Regions from separate parts of the Homo sapiens genome. Here region 2 is linked to region 1. Evidence: chromatin contacts called from ENCODE Hi-C or POLR2A ChIA-PET data. All regions are on one chromosome and are shown on one strand. Each heading gives the region's core, a stretch centred on a gene start or an enhancer-like site at or near the end of the contact. The rest is flanking DNA. Distances are from core to core; before and after follow the strand shown.

Region 1 (6,759 bases), core at 1,108-3,607:
TTTTTTGGCTTTATTTAATCTCACTTTCTCTGGGTATAAAAGACAGCATGGAAGAGAGCTATAATGCCTGGCCGGGGAGTTGCAGAGGCCTATTGTTGGCTGGCTATTTTAGCCTTGGCCTTGCTATTTCCACTGAACCTCCATTTCCTCCTCTGTAAGACAAAGGGGTTGGTTAGATGCTCTTTACAGTTCATTTAAATGCTAGCCTTCCACTTTTTGGCTCTCCTGGGTTTTCAGAGCAGAGTCTCTGAAGGAAGCATCCTTGACCAAGTTTCGTTTCACAGCCCAGAGATCTCCATTCCTGTTCCCTCAGGGGCTTGGGCACAGGAATTGGGTTGAATCCATTTGCAACTGAAATCTGTTCACTGTAATAAGTATTTGTGTTCCAATAATTTTCTAACAGCTTGTAATAAATAAAGCCAAAGGCATTCCTCAAGGAACTGCAATTAAAGATGCATCCATGGTAGGGGGTGGAGGTAGCAGGGGATCTGGAGGAGGGAGACGAGGCTTTCTCTTGAAATCCTGCTAAGGACAAGCAGCCACAGCTCTGGTACCATAAAACTGCTGAACTGACAACGCTTTAATGGCATCACCTCTCACTAGTCTCAGTTTAATATGTTCCCTGAAGGAATCCTTCGTCTGTGGAGACAGGCATAAGCTGACACATTCATAGAGAGTCTTCTTGAAAATGAGCCTAATGAGTTTACTGTCACTTCAGACGGGTTGGAAAGTAATCTGTGGATGAAAGAGTTAAATTTCACCAGCTTGAGCTGTGCAGTGGGCAAGCCCCAGCTGAACATTTGAGGAGTGAACACGCAGAGATAGGCAAAGTTCTTCAGGTTCAAAGGCTTGTTTGGGAAAAGAATCCAAAAAGTTCAGATGCTTTTGCTGAAGCTTATCTGATTTATTCAAGCTGGGGATGGGAGAATGCAGAGGCATTTGTGGAGCTAACCAAACATAAGATGTGTTCTTGCTTTGCACTTTCTGCCTTAGCTTTTCGGCTTATGTGTGTTTTGAGGGGAAATCTAATCCACATGTTTCAGATCCTTGGTATTGGAATGCATGAAGGTGCTGGCTGGTCGTAGGGCAGCTCAAATGACTAGGTGATAAGTAAGCAGTATGGAGATCATCTGGGCAGAAATACACCAAAGAACGGAGAAGATCAGTCATTTCCCCAAGTACTGCTATTCCCTGGGGCCTTGTCATCACCTGGTAGGAGGAGGGACCATGCTGGAGTGTGCATGGGAGGTTTTCACAGCCAGGCCTGGAAGTGGCACAATCACTATTCATTGAGGCAGAGAACAAGGCTGAAAAATGCGGGGGTTCAGGAAAAAGAAGCAAAGTGACAGGACACCATATAGTCTGTGATCCCGTGCACAGCTTAGGGGACATGCATAAAAACCTGAATTTAGAATTAGAACACACAAGCTTGAATACTTGAGCAACCATAGCCTCAGTTTCCTCACCTGTGAAATGGATATTTTGATCAAGAATCCCTGCTTCATGCGGTTGAGAAGACTAAATGAAATAATGGTGATGAAAGTTTTTGGTTCTGTGCTTGGTGCAAAAAAAAATGCACTGAATAAATATTTATTTTTTATTGTTTAATTTAAGTTAGATTTAATGCAAATCCTGGTTCCTTTGTGTGTTCCCCAAACTGGTTTACCCTGTCTCCAACCCAAAAATTCTCATTGTCACTCTGAGAGCAGCAAGAAGTACATTCTCTCTGGAAAACAATATAAATTGGCTCACATATTTTTTTCCACGCTAAACAGCATGATTTCAAAATGCTGGAAAAAGCCAGAGCCAAAGTAAATTCCCCCAACCTTTCTCTCTCTCTCTCTCTCTCTCTCTCACACACACACACACACACACGTGAACTTTTAAACCTTGCAAATCAGACAAGTGAAAAAAAAAAAGAAAGAAAGAAAGAAAGAAAGAAAAAGCCCAGCCTTCCATTGCTTCACATCGTATATATATCGAGTTCACTTCACAAACACAAGGTGCACTGTCAGAAGTGCCTTCGGCAAAGTTTGTACTTTGCTTGAATTCTAACTTTTGTTTACCAAGGTAATAAACCAGTCCTCTGCTGCACCAGGTGTAAAGCTATTATGAAAAGGCATATTTGTATTTCACCCCACCTCAGATGTACGGTATGTGGGACATCCTGCACTGTAAGAGCAGCCTGGATTTATTTACAGAGAGAGGCGCTCAAGCACAGAGAGGAGTGTCTCCAGGCTGGTAAAGGCTGAACCCCTGTGAAGAACTGGTCATCTAATCTTCCTCTTTTCTTTCGGCCACCTGCCCCTTCAGGCAACAGCGCCTTCCCTCTTTGCAGCGACAAATCATCCAGCCTGCCAGCAACCCTCCAGGGGCCTTTGCAGTCTCTGTGTAGGCAAGTTACGTCTTCCTGAGTTTTTTGTCCTACATTTTCAACCAATCTATTATTGACAAGCCTTGTACAGCCAGATTACAGTAGGCAAATGCAGCAGCTGAGGAAACGTCTCCTACCCTGTGCCTGAAAATCTCCACAAGCTTTTCTTCCCCTTCCTTCACAGGACCTGGTCATACCCTGATGGGCTATCTGAGGCCTGGGATGGGTGGGAGGAAACTTTCACCCAAATCTCTGAGCTAAATGGCCCGGAACTCACTCTAAATCATCTACTGAAATCCTGGCACAGAAAGGAGGAAAGAATGTATGGAAAAGGGCAGACTTAGAATGCCAGGGCCATTAGCCCGGGCAAGTAGAAGAGCTGCAAAGGGGGTCCCTGCGCTGTTGTTGATTCCAGGAGAGTCTGGCAGACCACCCAGAAACTTGCATAAGGCACACAGCAGCAGCAGTGGCATCCCAGCTCAACACGTCGGCTGCATGACACAGGCAATTTTCTCAGTCCTCGGCTGGAGCCTGGAGCCTCCCATTTGTCTTCTGGGAGGTAATTCCAATTTCTTCAGAACTTTGAGTTCTCATATTTCCTAAGCCCCTAGTAGGTGCAGAAGATTCAGCCAGGGCACTAGCCCATCTTAGGCACTCAATAAGTATTCTTAAACAATGAATTGGGCCGGGCGCAGTGGCTCACACCTGTAATCCCAGCACTTTGGGAGGCCGAGGTGGGTGGATCACTTGAAGTTAGGAGTTTGAGACCAGCCTGGACAACATGGTGAAATCCCATCTCTACTAAAAATACAAAAATTAGCTGGGCATGGTGGTGGGCACCTGTAATCCCAGCTACTCAGGAGGCTGAGGCAGGAGAATGGCTGGAACCCAGGAGGGGGAGGTTGACGTGAGCTGAGATCACACCACCACACTCCAGCCTGGGTGACAGAGTGATAATCCCTCTCAAAAAAAACAAAACAATGAATGAATTCTAGCTTTATCACTTTAAAAAGTAAAATCTTGAGCAAAGATCCCTTTGTGAACTCATATTTATTATGTCTAAAATGGGAATTATAAAAGTTATTACATTTCAGAATTGTTGTTACAAATAAGAAGCAGGTGAAGAGCCCTTGGTAAGCTTGCAAGAACTGCACCAACATTGGTGGTCACAGGCATGTCTAACACCTCCTCATGCTCGTGCATCTTGACCATGCTTTGCCAGTCATTGTCTCCCTTACATTGCCTGGAAACTCAATGCAACACACATCCATTGAATGACTACTGAGGTTTAGGTACAGTGGAAAGCACAGAGTGTATAGAGATTGATAAAACATCCTTGTCCTCAGGGAGCTTAGTAAATGAAGAACGAGTGTTGGGAAAAGACATTTCATCACTGAACACATCATTATTAAGTGTGTAATAGTCAGTCATTCAATCACTGTTCATTGAGGGCTAATTATGGACCAGGTACTGCTCTTGGCATTGGGCATTGTTTTAGTTAGGGTAGCCTCATGTAATGAGTCAACACAGAACTTATTTCTTGCTCACATAACAGTCTTGGAGGAGAATGTAGGTTGCTGGGGCAACTCTCCTTCACTTAGTCATTCAAGAGGCCAGGTTTCTTTCATCTCGTCCCTCTACTACTCCCTGAGGCCTTGTCATCATCTGGTAGGAGGGGGGACCATGCTGGAGTGTGCATGGGAGGTTTTCACAGCCAGGCCTGGAAGTGGCACATATATTTCTACACATGTTCCATTAGCTGGAACTCAGTCACACCTAACTACAAAGGAATCTGAAATGAGCCCTGCTCTATTTTCAAGAAAAAGAAAGATTTTGGTGAACATCTAACTGACTGATACAAGGATATAGCAAATATTAAGATCATGCTCCTATCCTCAAGGGGCTTACAGGTTTGGGAAGGTTATGCTACATAAATAAACACATAACCAAAATCATCTCAGGTATCATGAGGAAAATAAAATAAGGAAATGTGACTGTCATTTAAGCTGAAGGGGGCCTTTCTTAGATGGAGTAAGTGGTCGCCTAACTAAATAACAGTCGAGCTGACATCCAAATGGTGAACAGTTATCAGTTAAGAGAAAGACAAGAGGAGAGGAGTCCAGCAGAAGCTACAAGTGCAGGGCCCTGAGATGGGACGTGCCTGGGATATTGAGAGCAAAGCAAAGGCCAGTGTGGTGTGTGAATGAGGGCAGGACACACAGAATGAGAGTGGGAAGCTAGGGAAGGGCCACATGATGAAGGGCCTTAGAAATCATGGTAAAAACTTGGATTTTAAACAATAAGTTATATTTCAAGATTCATGGAGACCAACACAGAGAAGGAATAGATACCAGTCTGGCAGGAGGGGGAACCATGCTGGAGTGTGCATGGGAGGTTTTCACAGCCAGGCCTGGAAGTGGCACATATATTTCCACTCATGTTCCGTTAGCTGGAACTCAGTCACACCTAACTACAAAGGAATGAATGAATCTATCCTCGGATTCATTAGTCCATTCATTGCTCTTCCCTCAACCACAGAGGGATGACCCTTGTGTATCCCAAGTACCCACATCAGCTGGCTTCCCCTGGGCACAGCCAGTGGGAGACATTGTCAGGAGACAGAGGGGCAGGAGGCAGGAAGAAGCTGGGTTTATTTCTCTCCCTTTCTGCCTCTGCCAGCACCTCTGGCTCGTTCTATCCCCACCCATAGCTCCAGCTTCTACTGGACAGGCCCACCGTGGTCCAGTTTCTACCAGGTGACCCTGGCTTCTGGATTCCAGTAACATGACCTCCTTTCTTTATCTCTCTGGCCTAGTCTAGCAGCACCAGCGTAATAACTTCTGCTATTGCTAATGTCTGGGTTAGCTTCTTAACTTCTTCCACCACCTGTGTCGCCAGTGACCTACATTAAACTCGTTCTGCTCAGACACTTAGAGTAGCTTTAGTTTCCCTAGTGGGACCCTGATGACTGATACAAGGTACAAATCCCTTGCTGTGAGAATGCCCTCTCAGCACCAGGTATCAGGCCTGGCACATAGGAGGTCTACAGTGAATGTGTTGCTGCTGGCTGCAACAATACAAATTTATTCTCTTGCAGTTCTGGAGGTCGGAAATCTACAATGGATTTCACTGGACTAAAATCAACAAATCCGTAGGGAACAATCTGTTTTCCTGCCTTTTCCAGATTGTAAAGGCTGCCTGTACTCCTTGGCTCCTGGCCCCTTCCTCCATCCCCCAAGCCAGCAATGGCAGTTCGAGTCTTTCTCAAGATACCACCACTCTAGTTCTGACTCTTCTACTTCTGCTTCCCTCTTTCCTACTTATGGGTCTTTGTGATTACACTGGGGCCACATGAATAACCCTAGATAATTTTCCTGTTTTATGGTCAGCTGCAGCAAGCTTAATTTCATCTGCAACCTTAATGCTCCCTTGCCATGTAATATAACATATTCACAAGTTCAGGGCATTAGGACACGGACAGGACATGGACATTTTTGTAGGGCCAATATTCTGCCTACAGAATAGTGTCTGAGTAAATAAGTCAGAATGGGAGAGGGGAGGCTATGAGGGCTTGCTAAGGAGACAACAGCAGAATGCCTTATACTGCATGTAGTAAGAACTCAATGCCTGTGAGTTGAAATGAACATAGAGGCATAGAGGTACTTTGAAGAGGGCAATTGGGTCCCCTGGTTTAGAGGTTCTTTCTAGGATGCTTGAAGCACGGCTCGCAGTTTCACACCTCTGAGAGTGTACTCTTGTCTGCTTCGCCTGGAAGGCAATGCTGGGACACAGCTCCTGTTAGTCTCTCACCCAGGATGGCACGTAGGTTTCTTGTTTTCCCAAAGAAAGGTTCCCTTCGGAGAGGGGAGTGGGTGAAGGCAAACTGTTGGCTGCAGCACGTGAGGCCCATCAGTTCCAATTCAGGGACAACTGGAGTTGATGCAGGCGTTCCATCCAAATGTAATCAAACGCCTCCTGTTGCCAGACGATGTGCTATTCAGTGGGGGGCTGGTGAGGGTTGTTGTGAATCCGAGATGCCTTCTGTAACTTTATCAGATGGGTACTGGGAGGAGAGGAAGGAGAGCAGACAGGGAAATTCACTTCACTGGTAAATAAACTTCCAAACTAGCAGATTCCTGAAAAACTCCTGAAACTGCCTACTGGGGAGAAGATCCACAATGAGACTGTGGGTGGTGAAGACTCAGGTGGGAGGATCTGTGTCAGTGTAAGCCCGTGGGGCAGCGCACACGGCCCAAGATCTCGAGGGAAACCCTGGATCCCGCTCCTCCTCTTCTTTATGTGTTGGGGGTGGGTTGGGGGTGAGTTTGAAGAGGACAGAGTTTCGGTAAGCATAGAATGGCTTTCTCTATTTTAAGCAAGATTTT
Region 2 (6,759 bases), core at 2,871-5,370, 250 kb before region 1:
GCAAAACCAACAGGGCGGACCTTAAAAATATCTTATAGAGTTTCAAAAAGCCTAACAGAAATAGTCTACTTACTAATGTTAAAGCTGTACAAGTTAATGAACATGTCAAGTTTCTTTGCCTTTGTCTGAAATTATGTCAGCTCAGTTAGCAAACACTGGATATCTTTTGTTGACCAGAAACTCTTTGCCTCATAAAGAACAGAAAGAGAAATTAATTTCTTGCATGCTCCATTTAACAGCATTGAATCATTATAATCTTAACTTCTATGACACTTTTTTCTTTGAAACATATATCATATCATAATATCATATGGTAAATAGTTTCATCTGAGATTGGAGGGCTAGTGTATATTCTCAGCCAATGACAGCTGAATAAACTTGACTGTGCTTTCTCAGCCAAAGATTATTGACACTTCCCTACATGGTAGGCGGCTTTCGGCCAAGAAGCATTCCATTGTACTTCAAGAATTGCAAGTCTTTGGCAATATGTGTTTTTCCCCTTGTGGACCCTCCCTTTCTGCCATATATTTTGTGTTCTGGTCAGTAGCTTTACCCTCTACACCTGACAAAGTGTATGGAAGTATAAGTTTTGAAGGAAGATGAAGAAATACAGTTGAGTAACTTGATGGACCTGAAAATGCAAGGCTCCAGGGGCCTTCAAAGCAAAGGTCCAGAGTTGAGATACAGAAGCAATGAGGCATTTGTGAAAGTCTTTGACCTTAGCGAGGGCCTGGTGAGCACACTGGAGCCCAGTAAGGAATTTTTGGATAAATTCCAAAATTTATCCAAAAGGAAGGTTGGATAATTATATGTAGGAGAAGCCTTGGCCAGGGCAGGTCATAGTTTTAGGGGATTGGAAAGAATCAGAAGATCCACTGTCTAGAGGAGCCAGAGGCTAGGAAGGGGCTCCTTCACCAGCCAAGCTGTAACAGTTGGGTCTCCAATTTTAACATTTACAAATGTTAACGAGAAATTCTATAATTGCTTTATGTAATCATCAGAATATCTTAGGCAAGGGAGAAAAAAAAAACAACAAAAAACCAAAACCAAAAACATTTCCTCTGCCTTGAGTTCTAAATTTTAAGGCGCTCACTCTCTTTTTATGTTTTGTTTTGTTTTGTTTTGTTCTGGGTAGTTCAATTCGATTAATCTGAAACATCATCCTGTAGTGGGCTTGAGGGAGGGGATGTGATGGATTCTAGATATGAGGAACACACAAGGTTCAAAGGAACCGGCTCTCGCTAGACATCCCTGCTGGGAACAGATGATGGGTTGGGGAAGCACCATCTGAGGCTCTGTAGTTTTGAACAGGGCTGGGAGAAGAGGAGCGCATGTTATGGACAGCACCCAGTGGGTAGTGTACAGTGAGGAGGAGCTGGCAGTAAGTTCCGGAGCCCTTCCACACTTCACACTGAGCTCTGTATGAAAGAGTCCCTGTATTTCAGTGTGAAAGGAAAATATTGTGGGTCACCAAAATCGCTAAGCTAAAGAGAAAATTCGAGCTAGGAAATTAGGCAAACCTGCCTCCCATTCTATTCAAAGGCATTCCTCTGTTCACTGTGATAAATGCATATCTGATTGCCTCTTTGGAAAGACTAATCAGAAATTCAAAAGAATGCAACCTTTTGTCTCTCACCTATTTGTGACCTGGAAGCCGCCTACCTGCTTCAAAATGTCCTGCTTTTGCTTCTGAGTTTTCCCATCTATCTGACCGAGCCAATGTTCATATTACATATGTTGATTGAAATCTCATGTCTCCCTAAAATGTATAAAACCAAACTGTGCTCCGACCACCTTAGGCACATGTGGTCAGGACCTTCTGAGGCTGTGTCATGAGTGCTCATCCTCAACGCTGGCAAAATAAACTTTCTAAATTAACTGAGACCTCGCTGGTTGTGGTGGCTCATACCTGTAATCCCAGCAATGTGGGAGGCTGAGACAGGTGGATCACTTGAGATCAGGCTAGCCTGGCCAACATGGTGAAACCCCGTCTCTACTAAAAACACAAAATTAGCCAGGCATGGTGGTGGGTGCCTGTAATCCCAGCTACTCAGGAGGCTAAGGCAGGATAATCATTTGAACCGAGGAGGCAGAGCCTGCAGTGAGCCAAGATCGTGGCACTGCACTCCAGCCTGGGCAACAGAGTGAGACTCCGTCTTAAAACATAAATAAAATAAAGTAAATTAACTGAGACCTGTCTCAAATTTTCGGGGTTTACATGAGTTACATGCTTCTGTAAGTACGTGACTTGTTTGGGCTACCAAGGCAACCCAGAGGCAAGATTGGAATCCTGCCAGTTCCCAAGTCATATCATCTCCATTGCCCGAATCAGGAAGAGACCTTAGAGATGATCCTGGTTCATATTCCTCATTTCACACGTGTAGAAATTGAGATCCAGAGAAAAGAGGAAGATTTACGTAGGCTGGCCAAGGTTTTGGTATGGTTGTTCCACCATCTAGTTGTGTCAGGATGAGCCGAGAGTACTTGTTAAAGTGTTGATTCTTGGAAGCTATTCCAAACCTATGAAATTAGATGCTCTGGAAATGGGCCCAGAAATCTATATTGTAGTAAGTACCCCCTGAGGTGATTCCCAGACACCCCAAGTTTGAGGACAACTGGCCTAAGTTTCCAAAGGTGCTTCATAGTTGACCCTGCAGAAGGGCTTTCACTCCAGGCTCAGCGCTCGCTCTCTCTGGCCCCAGAGACCTGCAGGAGCTGGTGACTCTGGAGAATACAGATCCGGAAGGGTAAATCAGGGAGTGAGGTTCGTTTTTTAGTTCTCCTGCAATTTGAGAGGCCTTGTTGCATTTTTTTTTTAAGACTAGTTCTAAAGGAATTGGGCAAATGATTCCTGTTTGCCTGTCAAGCACCATGATGTTTAAATGTATCTCTGTCTTGAAACACTGTTACTCTCTAAATTCCAACTGATCATTTGACAGTTGAAAAAGCTAGCATAAACCACTTTCTTTCCTTTTTTAAGTTAATAGCTGCACTCCAGTCTCTAACGCTTCATGTGTAACAGTTTAAAAGATTGGCATGCTTCCCTCTATGGCTTTCCCATCTCATACAAACTTTAAGTTGCTGAAAATCACAAGTGATCGTCTCTGAATCCTAACTATAGACATTAAAATGAGAAAAAATAGTTCTTCTGGTTGTTTTGAAAATGATATAACTCTTTCCTGATAGTTAAAATAACATTTACCTCTTCTTATAAGTTGGTCTGGGTTGTCTTACTATTTTATTATGTGACAGCTTCTAACATTTTAAGCCGATTCCTTCAAGTTGTCCTAAAACCTCAGTATCACTAGAGATTACTTGCTAAAACTTTATTTTTCAATGATTAAAAAGTAAACAAATAGACCAGGTGCAGTGACTCACACCTGTAGTCCTAGCACTTTGGGACGCCAAGGCGGGTGGATCACGAGGTCAGGAGTTCAAGACCAGCCTGGCCAAGATGGTGAAACCCCGTGTCTACTAAAAATACAAAAATTAGCCCTGCGTGGTGGCACGCGCCTGTAATCCTGGCAACACAGGAGGCTGTGGCAGGATAATTGCTTGAACCCAAGAGTCAGAGGTTGCAGTGAGCTGAGATTGTGCCATTGCACTCCAGCCTGGGGTAAAAAGAGAAAAACTCTGTCTTTTAAAAAAAAAAAATTAAACAAATAGATCATCAAGTTATTTATGACGATTAAACAAAAGGACACAATAGGTTTTCTCTTAAAAATCAGCTTGTATATGTATGCTTCTATGGAATATTTGTCTGGGCTTCAGGACAGGGATCTCCTGCTACCCCTGCTGTGTGAACTTGGATAAGGCACCAGCCTTTCTGGCCTCAGTTTCCCCATCTACAGAACAAGAGAGAGACATACAAGTGATTTTTGAAGACCTCTCCAGCTCTCAAAGTTATCAGGGTAAAGTATCAAGAGGTTATGAAACGTCTCACACTGTGGGAGGGAACAAATATGTCATGATTTTGTTCCAGTTTAATCTGTTTCACATTTAGTATAGTCCAACCTGTGATAGGTCCTCTGTGGAACATAGATGACTCACTTCCTGTCCTAAGTGGGTCTTCTCTGAGGTATGGAACAGATCCTTCCTTCAGATATGGAGCCAGCAGGGGGGGTCAATGGGCCTCTGGGCAAATTCTTCGTGTTCTTTATCTGTGTCAAATTAAACCTGCTAATCAGCATACACCTATGCCCAAGGGCATGTAAGGACAGTGCAGCTTAGAAACTAGATGTTCCTGAAAAGTGTGCCCATCAAGTTTTTATAAACATGATCACATTTTAAATGTAGAAGAGTAGTTGGCAACTGAAATGGAGATTAGGGTAAACCTTTTTGTAAGATGACAAATGCCTTTTGTTAAGTAATATTGAAGGCTGAAAAGCCCAGTGTATCTACCACTTCTTCCAGGGAGTCTCCCCAGCCTGCTGCTGGATCCTGGCAACTTCATTCATCTCCTTCCCCTCTAAATTCCACTCTACTTTAAGAGCTGAGCCCACATCAGTAAGTACAAAATTATGCTCTTGAAACCACAGGGTCCTAAAATGTTAAGGCCAGAAGGGAACTTTGAAACATCAATCTCTTTACCCTACCTTTATCACCCACTCATTTGTGTATTCATTAATTTATTTATTTAACAAATATTTAGTTAATGCCTACTGTGTGTTAAACATTGGGCTAGGCATAACACATACAGCAAAATCAAGGCATAGAAATCTCCTACCCTCATGGAATTTACATTTTCTCTCTGTGTGTAAAGGTAAACAGTGTATATGTTGGTTGGCTGATGGAATGGGGAATTACTGGTTGGGAATGGAGAGCTACTTTAGATTGGTGGGCAGAGGAGGTTTCTGTGAGGAGGTGACATTTAAGCTGGCATCTGAAGAATGAGAAGGAGCCAGCCAGGGCAACTGCTTAGGGTGGAGAGAAAGAGTAACTGGTGGAGACTGAGTGACGGGGAAGAACTGGGAGAGCCTAGAGAACTTGAGAGGGGTAGAAAAGGGGTAGCGAGGTGCAGGTGCAGACAAAGGCAGAAAGGAGGGCAGGGATCATATCAGAGAGGGCTTTGAGGCCATGGTGTGGAATTGGTATTTTCTGCTGAGTTTAGTGGGAAGCCATTGGATGGCAAAGAGCAGGGGAGTAAAATCTGATTTATATTCTTGAAAGATCCTTTTGGCTGCTTTTTGGAAAAGTGATTGTAAGGAAATGAGAAAGAAAGCAGAAAAAATGTTCTAGAGGAGCTTTAATGGGACTATTTTAGACTAGGGTTGTTGCAGTGGGGTGCAGAGATGTGCACAATTAATTTTGGGGGTGGACTCACAAGACTTGTTTCTGGTGATAGGGGGTAACTGGATAGGGGGTTAAGAAATAGGAAGGAATGAAAGATAATTCTTTATCTTTAAGCTTGAGAACTGGGGGAAGGGTTGTTTATTAAGATAAAAAGATTGGGGAAATACAGTACAGCTTTGAGAGAAAATCCAAGAAACCTGTTTTGGATGTAGTAAGTTTCATATTCTTATTGGGCCCTCGAGTAGAGATGTTGGATAGATCACTGATTCTTCTCAAAAGGCCTTCTGATTATTGCAAAGGTTTTAGCTTTGTCTCCTGATCTAGACCAAAATTCTCCTGAAGATAGGCAAAGCTTATGTTTTATATGTCTTCTTCTTCATTGACTTCAGGGTGAGAGGAAAGTAACACAATTTTTATACTCCCATATTCTGGATTAAATAGGCTTGGTGTGCTGAGTCTGCTGTATCGGCTTGCAAGAGCTAATTGCTAAGATTCCAGAAATGCTACAAGCCAGTTGTAAAAGCATCCTTGAATTCGGTCATGGTGGAGTACTTACACACAAAATTTGGCAAACTATAAATTGGGGATTTTTTTTTTCTTAGTGAGCCTGGTTACCAGCGTATCAGAGTAATGCACAGAGCCACCAACTCAAATGCCCTTAGGAGAAAGGAAGATAACATTTATTAGTGATTCATCTAGGACATTTCTCCCATTGAAATACCAAAGCATACTGGGCCCTAGCTAGGCTAAATTAAATACCTACATTGCATTAAGTTCAGAAACTTAAATTTCTCAATCAAGTACACACACACACACACACACACATACAATTACAAAACATTCAATTCCCCCCTTAACATCCCTAACAGAAAATTTTAAATTTGTATGATTGTTTCCCCTGAATTCAAATAGTGCACCTCAAGATAAAATCAAACATTCATGTCTAAATAGGAAAGGTATATTCCCTCTAAAAGACTAAAGTTCTAAGATGTTAGTTGTCATTGTCAAGATTCCAACTCAGCGTTGCTAGATCTTATGCATTTTCAAGAAAAGCCAGAAATCTGGGTTTTAATGAGAAACTTCCCAGCTGTTAAATGTTGACTTAAAATTTTAAAAAGCACCATAAGCCAAACAAAACACCTGTGTAGGCTTCACTGGGCCCAAGGGTCACCAGTTTGCAAGTCTATTTGAAGTTCTTGTGCGTGGTTATCCATCTAAGGTGGGGGAGAAGGCCCCCCAGAATATGCCAGAAATGGACTTCCCTGCCAACTTTGGCGTGTGGGAGCCACATGAAATCATTTTATTAAAAAATACGTGTTAGGTGACTTATGCTATACTCTAGCACAACGGGGCAAGTACACAACAGCTGTGTTTATTTTTCCCATTTGACTGCAGGCTCCTCTAGGGCAAGGGCCATTACTGAATCTTGGTGTCCCACTAGTATGTAATATGAAAGACAGCAAATAG

What was found. A loop is a pair of places that touch in the nucleus more often than their neighbours do. ChIA-PET counts read pairs that join two places held with the same protein, here RNA polymerase II (POLR2A). Pooled maps may share reads with other maps.
Region 2: a loop to region 1 is called in a pooled map, with 4 times the contacts of the local background. The contact joins two enhancer-like sites. A Hi-C loop is called at or near these places in 1 of 168 maps with a recorded cell type or tissue (mesothelial cell of epicardium) and 8 of 50 pooled maps. POLR2A ChIA-PET finds 5 or more read pairs at or near these places in 1 of 52 experiments (activated naive CD4-positive, alpha-beta T cell).

What each region holds. Positions count from the first base shown.
Region 1 is chr3:187,804,506-187,811,264 of GRCh38, reverse strand. No RefSeq gene overlaps it. Among named protein-coding and RNA genes, the nearest start is that of BCL6, 62 kb to the right of the region's middle. Within about 2 kb of position 2,357, at least 10 of the 41 ENCODE cell types and tissues checked have a DNase peak (open chromatin) inside an H3K27ac peak, as active enhancers do.
Region 2 is chr3:188,058,685-188,065,443 of GRCh38, reverse strand. No RefSeq gene overlaps it. Among named protein-coding and RNA genes, the nearest start is that of LINC01991, 86 kb to the right of the region's middle. Within about 2 kb of position 4,120, at least 5 of the 41 ENCODE cell types and tissues checked have a DNase peak (open chromatin) inside an H3K27ac peak, as active enhancers do.